Regions from separate parts of the Homo sapiens genome. Here region 1 is linked to region 2. The links are chromatin loops, found by intact Hi-C in ENCODE. Cell type or tissue: PC-9. All regions are shown on one strand. Each heading gives the region's core, and the rest is flanking DNA. Links, peaks and the distances in the headings are about the cores only. Region 1 overlaps GIGYF2 (GRB10 interacting GYF protein 2). Region 2 has its middle 11 kb from the start of INPP5D.

Evidence for each region. Peaks named below come from ENCODE experiments on the same cell type or tissue, not always from the same donor. Only the 100,000 strongest peaks of a DNase experiment are listed, where the experiment ranks them.
Region 1: a loop joins it to region 2, with 11 times the contacts of the local background. A loop is called at or near these places in 50 of 110 quality-filtered maps.

The regions. Positions count from the first base shown.
Region 1 is chr2:232,850,243-232,855,615 of GRCh38, reverse strand. It overlaps GIGYF2 (GRB10 interacting GYF protein 2), which reads right to left. Exons shown (of 29, transcript NM_001103146.3): 28 at 5,207-5,354. Among named protein-coding and RNA genes, the nearest start is that of SNORC, 17 kb to the left of the region's middle. In PC-9, for the core only: a CTCF peak has its summit at 2,256; DNase peaks (open chromatin) are centred at 1,325 and 1,931; H3K27ac peaks cover 2,702 bases.
Region 2 is chr2:233,046,603-233,051,975 of GRCh38, reverse strand. No RefSeq gene overlaps it. Among named protein-coding and RNA genes, the nearest start is that of INPP5D, 11 kb to the left of the region's middle. In PC-9, for the core only: a CTCF peak has its summit at 2,192; a DNase peak (open chromatin) is centred at 2,465; H3K27ac peaks cover 1,668 bases.

The sequences.
Region 1 (5,373 bases), core at 106-5,105, 200 kb after region 2:
TAAGAGGCTCCATGGAAGACACACTATTAAGATCCTTAGAGTCCTCGCATATTCTCTTTCCCACAGTAGACAGAGCAAGAAGATTAAAGTACTCTAACTCGATCTACTGTAAATATATCTGCAAAGGAAAAGATTTCAGTTAGCAATGTTTGATTAACCAAAAGGGAATTTGGCTTAGAAAAAGCAGTACTAGCATACCCATTGAAGGCAATAAGCAGTACTCACAAACACAACTGACAGCTGAAAACCTAATGCTGGCTGGGCACACTGGAGGCCGAGGTGGGTGGATTACTTGAGGCCAGGAGTTAGAGACCAGACTGGCCAACATGGCAAAAACCTGTCGCTACTCAAAATACAAAACATTAGCTGGGCGTGGCGCTGCACGCCTGTAATCCCAGCTACTCGGGAAGCTGAGGCACAAGAATTGCTTGAACCCAGGAGGCAGAGATTTTAGTGAGCTGAGATAACATCACTGCACTCCAGCCTGGGCAACAGAGTGAGACCTTGTCTCAAAAAAAAAAAAAAAAAAAAAAAAGAAAGAAAAAGAAAAAAAGAAAACCTAATGCCGAATGCCCAATGGTCACATGTATGTAATTTTTCCAAAACTTCTATAATTGGAGGTTGATAAAAATGATGAACAATGCCTCTTTAAACTGAGTGACTCCCCAAAAATGTTCCAGTTCTTCTACCTTGAATAAAATCCCAAACTGTTTTAGTTATTTGAATACCAAAAAGTAAACAGGCAATGTCCTTATTCTAAAAGCAGTTCTGTTAATATTAGCTGGGTTTTCTGCAGCCTCTTGTTTTTTCATGTTCAAGTTTTCAAATAAATACACATTTGAAATGTAACAGTAATAAACAAAAATGCCTTACATAAAATACCTTAATTAACTGACTCAAAAATATCATGATTCAAAAAAATAAACATGCCTATTTATTAACCAAAAAAGCTGTGGTACCAACTGCTTACAAGACCAAATATAGGGAGAGGCTAGGATTCCAAACCCCATCCTGAGTTTGACCCCATCAACTGTGTTCCAATAACCCACAAGTCTTTTTCTTCCCCCTTGAAAATAGTGACAGCCTTAGTGTTTATATATATATACATATATATGTATTTTTAAAGACAAGGTCTCACTCTGTCGCCCAGGCTGGAGTGCAGTGGTGTGATCTTGGCTCACTGCAACTTCCACCTCCCAGGCTGAAGCGATCCTCCCACCTCAGCCTCCCCAGTAGCTGGGACTATAAGCGGGTGCCACCACACCCAAGTAATTCTTGTAATTTTTGTAGAGACAAGGTTTTGGCATGTAGCCCAGGCTGGTCCCCAACTCCTGGATTCAAGCAATCCGCCCACGCTGGCCTCCCAAAGTGCTGGGATTACAGTCATGAGTCACCGTGCCTGACCCTAATGTTTATGTTTTTAAAGTAACAGTTAATTAGGCAAGTACAAGAACCTAAAGGCCAGTCTATGAAATAAAATACTACTTTATTCTGAGGCAGATTTTTCATTGACTTCACGTGTATCTTAAGAACAGATAAAATGTGATAAAAGGCAATAATGAACTATATGCAAAAGAAGTGGAAGTGTAATTTAAAAGCTAAATTAATTTTACTCATGCAAAGACAGGAAGGGAAAAGTCTGTGGCCAAAAAAAGTTGATTAATATGTTAATTATCAGTCTAGGCTTTTAGCAAACAGACATATTCTCATTTAACTGTCATTTAAAAAACCAGCAAGGTATGCATTCATCCTTTGGCTGAATGCCATTCTTTATCAAATTCAGCCATTTGATGTAAGGGAAAGTTCTGGGTACTGTGAAACCCAAGGCAACACAAACACGGATTCAATCCACTATGCCTGGCTCTAAAGATGACATTCTGTGAGGTTCAGAGCATAGTCTCACTCACATGAGTTCTTTAAGATTTGTGAGGTTGTTCTTACAAGGAAAGTCTGGGGAGAAACTGTATTGTGTGTTTATCACATCTGAGTGCAGGTTGCTGATTCACAATGACCACCTGAAGAGCTCTAAAAAAAGAGGAAGCCAGCCGGGCACGGTGGCTCACCCTTATAATCCCAGCACTTTGGCAGGCCAAGGCGGGCAGATCACGAGGTCAGGAGATCAAGACCATCCGGGCCAACATGGTGAAACCCCATCTCTACTAAAATACAAAAAGTAGCTGGCGTGGTGGCACGCACCTGTAGTCCCAGCACTCGGGAGGCTGAGGCAGGGGAAATCACTTGAACCCGGGAGGTGGAGGAAGCCTACTGAAGATAGGAGATACTGGAGAATATTGATAATTAAAATGAGGCTGTGGCCCCCTCTGCTGGTTTGTTTTAGAAGCAAAATTCTCTTTCCATCAGTGACTGCTTTTTCAACGAAGACTTCCCATTTTCCCATTTTATGCATGGGGAATGTGTAGCTAATGGATAGTTATTAATTTTTTCTCAGTATACAAATTATATGAAATATGTAAATTAAAAAGTAATAAATGAAAATGAAATAAGTATAGGACAAAAATGAGCAATTATGAGAGGAATTTCCAGAGTGAGGTTTAGGTGAGCAGTAATTTTCATAACCTCAGTGAGTATCCTCAATACTTTGTTCAACGTTTGTTTTTCTTCCCCTTCAAGGTATATGGATTCCTTAAACTCTACTCCTAGGATGACCTATCTCCCACACCCTTATAGTGAGGTTTTTAAAGTCCCTTCCTTTCTTAGATCTATAAATAGAAGATGAGATCCAAGGGAATATTTAAGTCCAAACGGTCTGACCTCATTTTCAGAGCAACCTTTTCCCTAACAGCCTATCCTCAAGTCCCAAAGCTTCTTAGCTAGAACCCACAGTTAGAATTTAAGGAATGTTTTAAAATCTATTCACCAATTTCATCCAAATTGGAAAAAATTTCAGGCTGCTCCATCCATCCTTATCAACTTTTGAGACAAGCAGAGGAAAACAGAATTGCACCAGATCTACAAGTTCCCAAACCCAGCTTTCAGGCACCAATTCTTTGTTATTATTATTTTTAAATAATATTTTAAACATTATTATTTTAAATTATTATTTTTTTGAGACGGAGTCTCACTCTGTCGCACAGGCTGGAGTGCAGTGGCGTGATCTCAGCTCACTGCAACCTCCGCCTCCTAGGCTGCTCAAGTGATTCTCCTGCCTCAGCTTCCCGAGTAGCTGGGATTATAGGCACCCACCACCACGCCCAGCTAATTTTGTATTTTTACTAGAGACGAGGTTTCACCATGTTGGCCAGGCTGGTCTCCAACTCCTGACCTCAAGCGATCCACCCGCCTCAGCCTCCCAAAGATCTGGGATTACAGGCGTGAGTCACCGCGTCTGGCTTCAGGCACCAATTCTAAAGGACAGTCCTAAAAGTTAGGTTTTACTGTCATGTTGTTTTCACCAGGGCTGGAAGGCTCTGAGGGAAAGAGAGAATCCTACCAAGGGTACAGTAAGGTTACCACCTGCCTCTCACTGTGCGGGGTCTCACGCTCTTCATGATGTCCCACAGACATTTCAAACTCAACCCAGTCAACACTCAATTCCCCTCAGCCTGTGCCATGTTCCACTGCTTATCATTTCACAGCAAATGGCAACACCATCCATCCATCCTGGTCCCCAAGCCTGAGACCTTTCCACTCTTCTTGTCCAGTTAATTCTATCCCCTACATTTCTGAAATCCATCTAACTCCTTTTCATCCCCACTACCAAAACCCTATTCCAAGTCACTGGTATCTTTTACCTAGTCTATACTGCAGCCTCCTCACTGTTCTGCCCTCCTGACAGGACAACAACCGGAACTTCCATCCTTGCGAATGTATTCTATTGCAGACAACATGGTTTTATAGCCACTAATTTTACATTCACAAATAGAAAATAATTTTAGGGCCGGGCGTGGCGGTTCACACCTGTAATCCCAGCACTTTGGGAGGCCAAGGCAAGAAGATCACCTGAAGTCAGGAGTTCAAGACCAGCCTGGCCAACATGGCAAAAACCCCTCTCTACTAAAAATACAAAAATTAGCCAGGTGTGGCGGCATGTGCCTGTAGTCTCAGCTACTCAGGAGGCTGAGGCAAGAGAATCGCTTGAACCCGGGAGGCAGAGGTTGCAGTGAGCTGAGATCACGCCACTGCACTCCAGCCTGAGCAAGAGTGAGACTCCATCTCAAAGAAAAAGAAAAAGAAAAAAAAAATGTTAGTTTCATCACTGTTGCAAAAAACATGGGCAGCCTATACTGTTTGTTATTCCTGAAACAATATTCCCCATCCTTTCTGCCATTCTTTCAAAGCCCAAATTCAGATGTCACCTTTTCAGAGAAGCTAGAGTGCAGTGGCATGATCACAGCTCACTGCAGCCTTCAACTCCTGGTCAAGGAATCCCCCTGCCTCATTCTCCCAAGTAGCTGGGACTATAGGTGGGCACCACCATGCCTGTTTTTAAAATTTTTTTTAGAGATATGGTCTCGCTACGTTACCCCAGCTGGTCTCAAACTCCTGGCCTCAAGTGACCCACCTACCTCAGCTTCCCAAAGTGAGCCACCGTGCCCAGCCTGCCTTGCATGGTCCATAATGCTAGATAAAAATAGCCGTGGGTAACACAGAAGGGTGGAAAGAAAACAGGCCTGCCTTGAAATCCCAGCATCCCATAGCAGAAAGCTATGTAACACTGGGAAATGTTCTCAATCTCTGTGCCTTGGTCTACTCATTATTGGTGAAACTGGTATGTCACCTCATAATGCAAAGTAATTCTGAGAATTATATGATACATAGAGTGATTATGAACATATACTGGTTCTCTTCTTGGAACACCTGATCGGATTAATGGTCTGCTTTCAATACAAATAAGCATTTAAGTTTTTAACATACTTTTAGTATCGTTCATTATTAGCATCATTTTCCAACTAAATTACTCAGGATCCTCCAGGGAAATTCATATTAAATATCAAACAATACTTTAAAGCACCAAACAATACTTTAAAGCACCATACAATATAAGTTGTTATTACATGAGGCACAGGTCCTGCACTGAGACGCCCAGTAAATACTGGCTACTTATTTTGAACCAGTTAAAACATTAGTTATTGATAAAAAGAAATATTTCCCTTCTTGAAAAACAATGCTCAATGGAAACTCACACAGGATAACTGGTATCACCTGCACTCCTCCAACACTCAGCTGAGACTAGGACCGTGCTCACCTAATAAACTGGGATCTGCTCGGACCATCTTCTGCTTTTTCTTCTTCTTGCCACTCTGCACAGCCTCAAAATTGGATTGTTGGTTGTTGCTTTGATTGGTCTGAAATACTGAATGGAGTGTACTGTGGTTCATCCCCCACACAGAGTCCTGTGAAATAAGCAGCATG
Region 2 (5,373 bases), core at 248-5,247:
TCTCCGCCCCCAGAGTCAGATTTTACAAATTCTAGGAACAGCAACTCTCAGCAACACTCCCCTGAGCCAGACCCTGAGCCCAGCCATCGCCAGCGTCCGCCGGTCTACCACGGCCACCACGCCCCAGGCCCCGGAGCCTCCTCCAACCTCCGTTCTGGCCTCGAGCACTTCCCAGGCATGAATCATGACCGCCTCCCTTGGCAGGCCCACTACCATGCTTCCTAAATGCAGTTCCTGCCAACAGCCACTCTTTCCGTGGCAATTACGTGGCAGCTTCTTCCCAGCTCCACGTTCTGTTCCTCTTCCTCTCTGCTTCTTCAGCCAGTAGTTCTCTGAACTAATGTGCCAAAACAAACAAACAAACAAACAAAAACACCCCACCTGGTTGGTCCCAGCTTCATTTCCATCAGAATCTGCTTCCCAGCATGGTCTTCCTCCTGCCCCCTCCTCCTACTTGGCCGGACTGGGTCTCAGGAAGCCCCAGGTTTTCTTGACTGCATCCTCGCCAGCTCCTAAAACTATGGGGAAACATCTCTGAAATGGCTCCCCACTCTTGCCCTTCCAGCAACTATCCCTGCCACCACCCCTACCCGGAAGCATCACCTCTTCCCTGGACCATTCCAGCCTTGCAGGCTACCCGAAGCAGGTGTCTTTCTCTGATGCTCCGCCACTCCGTGGCATATCAGCACTCCTTTATCTCCCCCACTCTGCCCCGCCCCCGCCCTAGCCTGCACAACCTGCCTGCTCTTCTCTTAGAGCCTTTTCCTATCACGACTTGCACTATTTTGTGTGCACCTCTCTTCTCCTCTCATTAGATTCTCACCTCTGGGAAAATGCAGATCTGTCTTGTTCATTGCACGCTGCAGCAGCATCCGGCTCATGCTGCCAGGCAGTACGCACCTGTCTTTGTCAGCTTAGGCTGCCATAACTAAGTACCATAGACTGGATGGCTTCAGCAACAGGCATTTATCTTTCATAAGTCTGGAGGCTGGAAGCCCAAGATCAAAGTGCCAGCATGGTCATGCTCTGAGGAGGGCTCTCGTCCTGACTTGCAGGTGGCCGCCTTCTCACCTTGTCCTCCTGTGGCCTTCCCTCCTCTCCTCCTTTTTTTCTATGGCCACCAACCCTGTCAGGTTAGGACTCCATCCTTGTGACCTCATTTAACTTTAATTACCTCCTAAAAGCCCAATCTCCAAATACAGTTACACTGGGGGTCAGGGTTTCAGTATATGAATTTCAGGGGGCGGGACATAACTCCCCTAAAGTACCCAGTACCAGTCCATAGCAGTACCCAATAAACATGTGTTGAATTAATAAAAATGGCCAATATCTATCTACCAGCTAACCACGTGGAAGCACTGCTATGCTCTCTACACGAGTTGCCTCGCTCAATCCTCATGGACAACCCACAAAGGGAAATCCTATTATTATGTCTATTTTACTGGCAGGGAAATTGAGACCAGAGAGGTTAAATAATTTGCCTGCAAGTTAGTGGCAGACCTGAGAATCTAGCTTACATCTGCTTGATCCCAAAACCTCTGTATACGCTACACACCTTAAGTTAAATGAGCTGGAACTTCTGCGCTGGGCTCTGCAATGCATAGGGCCTAGAGCCTCCGGCCTGCTCACCTATACTCTCCCCTGCATCCTCTCCTGTCTGGAAGCCTCCTGGCCTCCCACTGTTACTTTTACACAGACCATTATTGGAATTAGCACAGATAAAGAAATTACTGGGTCTAAGCCCAAGGGGCTGGTCCCCAGCACACAGAAGTGTCAGATGACCATTTTCAGGGTCCTTGGAGATGCGTGTGGCATGGACATTTAGAGGAAATTCCCTCTGGAACAGAAGCATGGGTCTCATCCTACCTTCTAGGTTTTTACTGTGAACTCAAAGATGGCTTGATGAAGCTGGGTGCAGTGGCTCATGCCTGTAATCCCAACACTTTGGGAGGCTGAGGCGGGCGATCACTTGAGGTCAGGAGTTTCAGACCAGCTTGGCCAACATGGAGAAACCCCGTCTCTACTAAAAATACAAAAATTAGCCGGGCATTGTAGCAGTTGCCTGCAATCCCAGCTACTCAGGAGGCTGAGGCAGAAGGATTGCTTGAACCCAAGACGCAGAAGTTGCAGTAAGCTAAGCTCATGCCACTGCACTCTAGCTTGTGCGACACGGCAAGACTCCATCTCAACAAAACAAAACAAAACAAAACAGAACAAAAAGATGGCTTGAAGCACACTTGCTGGAGGTGTGGGAGAGGGAACCAGGGCCGGGGTGGTGGTTAAACCTGTCAAACTGCACATCCCACCCCACCCAGAGGTGATTGGTCTCATTGCAATTGTGACCTAGTTAATCTCCCAAATCTTCAGTTCCAGATCTTCAGTTTGCAATCCAGACTGCAAAGAACTGTGCAGGTTCACCCTAAAGCCTCCCGTTCATCCCGTGACTCCCCTGCTGAGTGATTCCAACAGCTGCTTACTGCCTGTAGGACAAAGTGTGAAATCCTTGACAGTACTTACAAGACTGGAATCTGACCATTTCCTGACTTTTTCTTATTTCCATTCCACCCCTGAGAACTTGGCAGGAGTCCTTACTCCATACCTGGATCCAGCACCTCCTGCCAACTCTACCCATTGTAGCTGCAGCCCAGGGAGTGCCAGCAACTCAAACCTTAGCCTCCCAATCACACTCCAGCCCTCGGGCTGTGATTGCTTCCCCTTTCATCTCTGGCCAGCCCCAAGCCCTGCCCTGACCACCTCCTGTTCCCTCCTCTCCATCACACACATCTGCACAACCTTTGTCCTCCCCATGCCCCTCAACTCCCTCACAGCTCCTTCTTCTCCCGCCACACCCAGCCAAAGGGGCTGCTGGTGTGGCCAGAGAAATGCCTCTGCCAGGCAGCGCAGCCCAGGACAAAACCCGGCTTCCCACTAGCATGGAGACCAGAGCCTTCCAGCCTCTCCCCTGCCTTCTCCGTTGGCTGCGGCACCAAAGCCTGCATTTTTCCAGTGGACCCCGCTTCCCTACCTCACCTCCCCACGCTCCTCAGGCTAGCTCACTTCCAGAAGCCACCAAACATTAAAGCCCCTCACTATTCTGCCCACAGATGCTAGATGGGTCTCCCAGGCTGCTTTCCAATGCGTCCACACCCGCCTCCATCCCATTGTCCCCAGGGGCTCCTCCAGATTCTCCCCTCCTGTGGCTGGGATTGGCTCCCACAGCCACCCCCACACCTCTGGATTTTCTCCCTCTCCTCCCCACCCACTCCTTCCCCTCATCCTATAAGCGAGCTTAAGATTTTTCCATGTTATAAAATAAAAACTTAAAAAATCCTCCCTGACAAAGGTTCTCAGTCTTGGCTGAAAGTCTGAAAGGCCCCACCCCAGACCAATTAAATAAAAATCTCTAAGGTGGGGCCAGGACCTCCCCAGAAGAGTGCCTTGGGTGGCCAAGACTGAGAGCCACAGCTCCCTGCCCTTTCTTCTTGTCTGGGTATCACCTGGGTGATTTTGGAATAAATTGGGGAGCTTTTGGAATAAATTGTCCTCACTCAGCCTCCTACAGCAGCCTTGTCCCCACCCCCAACCCTCCCACCAAAACCTTTTGCAGCAGCTTCTTTCTCCCAGCACCCCATCATCATCATGACCCCTCTACAGTGAGCAACCCTGCAGGCCTCTCCCTCCCTCTCAAAATCCTTCCTGTTGCTCCCCCAAGTTCTACACCTTCCTCCCTGAGCCCCCTTCTTCCCAGGCTTTTGTCCTTGGTCATCCCTTTTGTCTCCTCCATACTCTCCCAGAGCATTTTCCTCACTTGTGGCTTCCAAATCTGTATTTCCGGTCCTGACCTCCTTCAGATCCACACTTCCTGCTGCCTGTGAGGACACCCTATAGACACTTAAAAGCTCTGTCATCTGAATTTTCTATCTTTACACCGAAAACCTGTTCTTCCACACACATCGCCTATCTAGATTGCTGTCACCAAACTGGCTTCTCCCAAGCCAGAAACCACCAACATCTTCATCTCTGCCCCCTCTCTCACCACCCACATCTGATGGATCATCGAGTTCTGGAGCTCCTTGGAATCCATTCCCTTGGCGGCAGCCCCACAGTCCCAGCCTTCTTTGTTGCCTGGACTATTTCGAGAGGGCCTTTGCTAGCCCATCCTCCTCCCGCCTCCTCCTCCAGGACACCCCACTCGCATCTCTGACTCTGTCCCTGCATGCCTACCAGGTATCTCTTTCTAAAATGCAAATCTGAGCCTGCCACTTCTTTAGGTTACATCGCCTGTGGTGTCCCCCGCCCTAGGATGAAATGCAAGCTCCGTGGCAGGTCACACCAAGCTCTTCCAGCCCCACATCTCATTTGCCTTTCCTGGTCTCCTCCTCCCTCTCCCACACTCACTCTGGGCTCCAGTATTACTGAATTGGCACCTTACATATGTCTACTCATTCATTGATTCAACAGATATTGACTAAGAATCTACCATGAATCCAGACCCTGTCCTGGACCCCAGAGATGCAGGAGGGAACAAAACCCCCTGCCCTCCTGGAGCTTATACTCTATGTTGGGTCTTCTTGCCCCGCACTGAGATTCTTGTCCAGGGTTTAACTCCTCCCCAGCCAGAGCTCGCCTCAGTTCTCTGTGGCCAGACGGGGAAAAGGACAGACTCTAGAGCCTGATCTCCTGGCCTGGTCACTTACCAGCTTGTAAGATCATGGGCAAGTGGCTTAATCTTTCTCTGCCTCAGCCTCTTTCTTTGTGAAATGAGGGTGATAATAGTAACCTGACTTAACAGGTTGTTGTAAGGATTCAATAATAAGGATTCAACACTTGTAAATGGCTTAGACCAATGCCTGGCACATAGGTAGCTCTCAGTAAACATTCTTTTTTTTTTTTTTTCTTTTTTTTGAGACAAGGTCTCACTCTTTCACCCAAGCTAGAGTGCAGTGGTATGATCACAGCTCAATGCAGCCTTGCTCTGGGGATCAAGTGATCTTCCCAGTTCAGCCTCCGAAGTAGCTAGGACTACAGGCAGATGCCACCATGCCTGACTAATTTTTTAATTTTTTGTAGAGATGGTGCCTCACCATGTTGCTTAGGCTGGCCTCAAACTCTTGGGTTCAAGCAATCCTCCTGCCTTAGCCTCTGAAAGTGTTGCAATTACAGGCGTGAACCACTATGCCCACCCAACGTTCACTTTTGTCTTATTTCCTTAGCACAGTACATAACACATAACGGATACTCAATACATGTGTTCTGATTGGAATAATGAAGAAAAAAAGCATAAGTAGTTAGTGCATTAGAAGTTAGTCATTGAAAACCAAATGGCTCTGATATTATAAGACTGCACTTGGAATGTCACTTAAAGATCTAGAA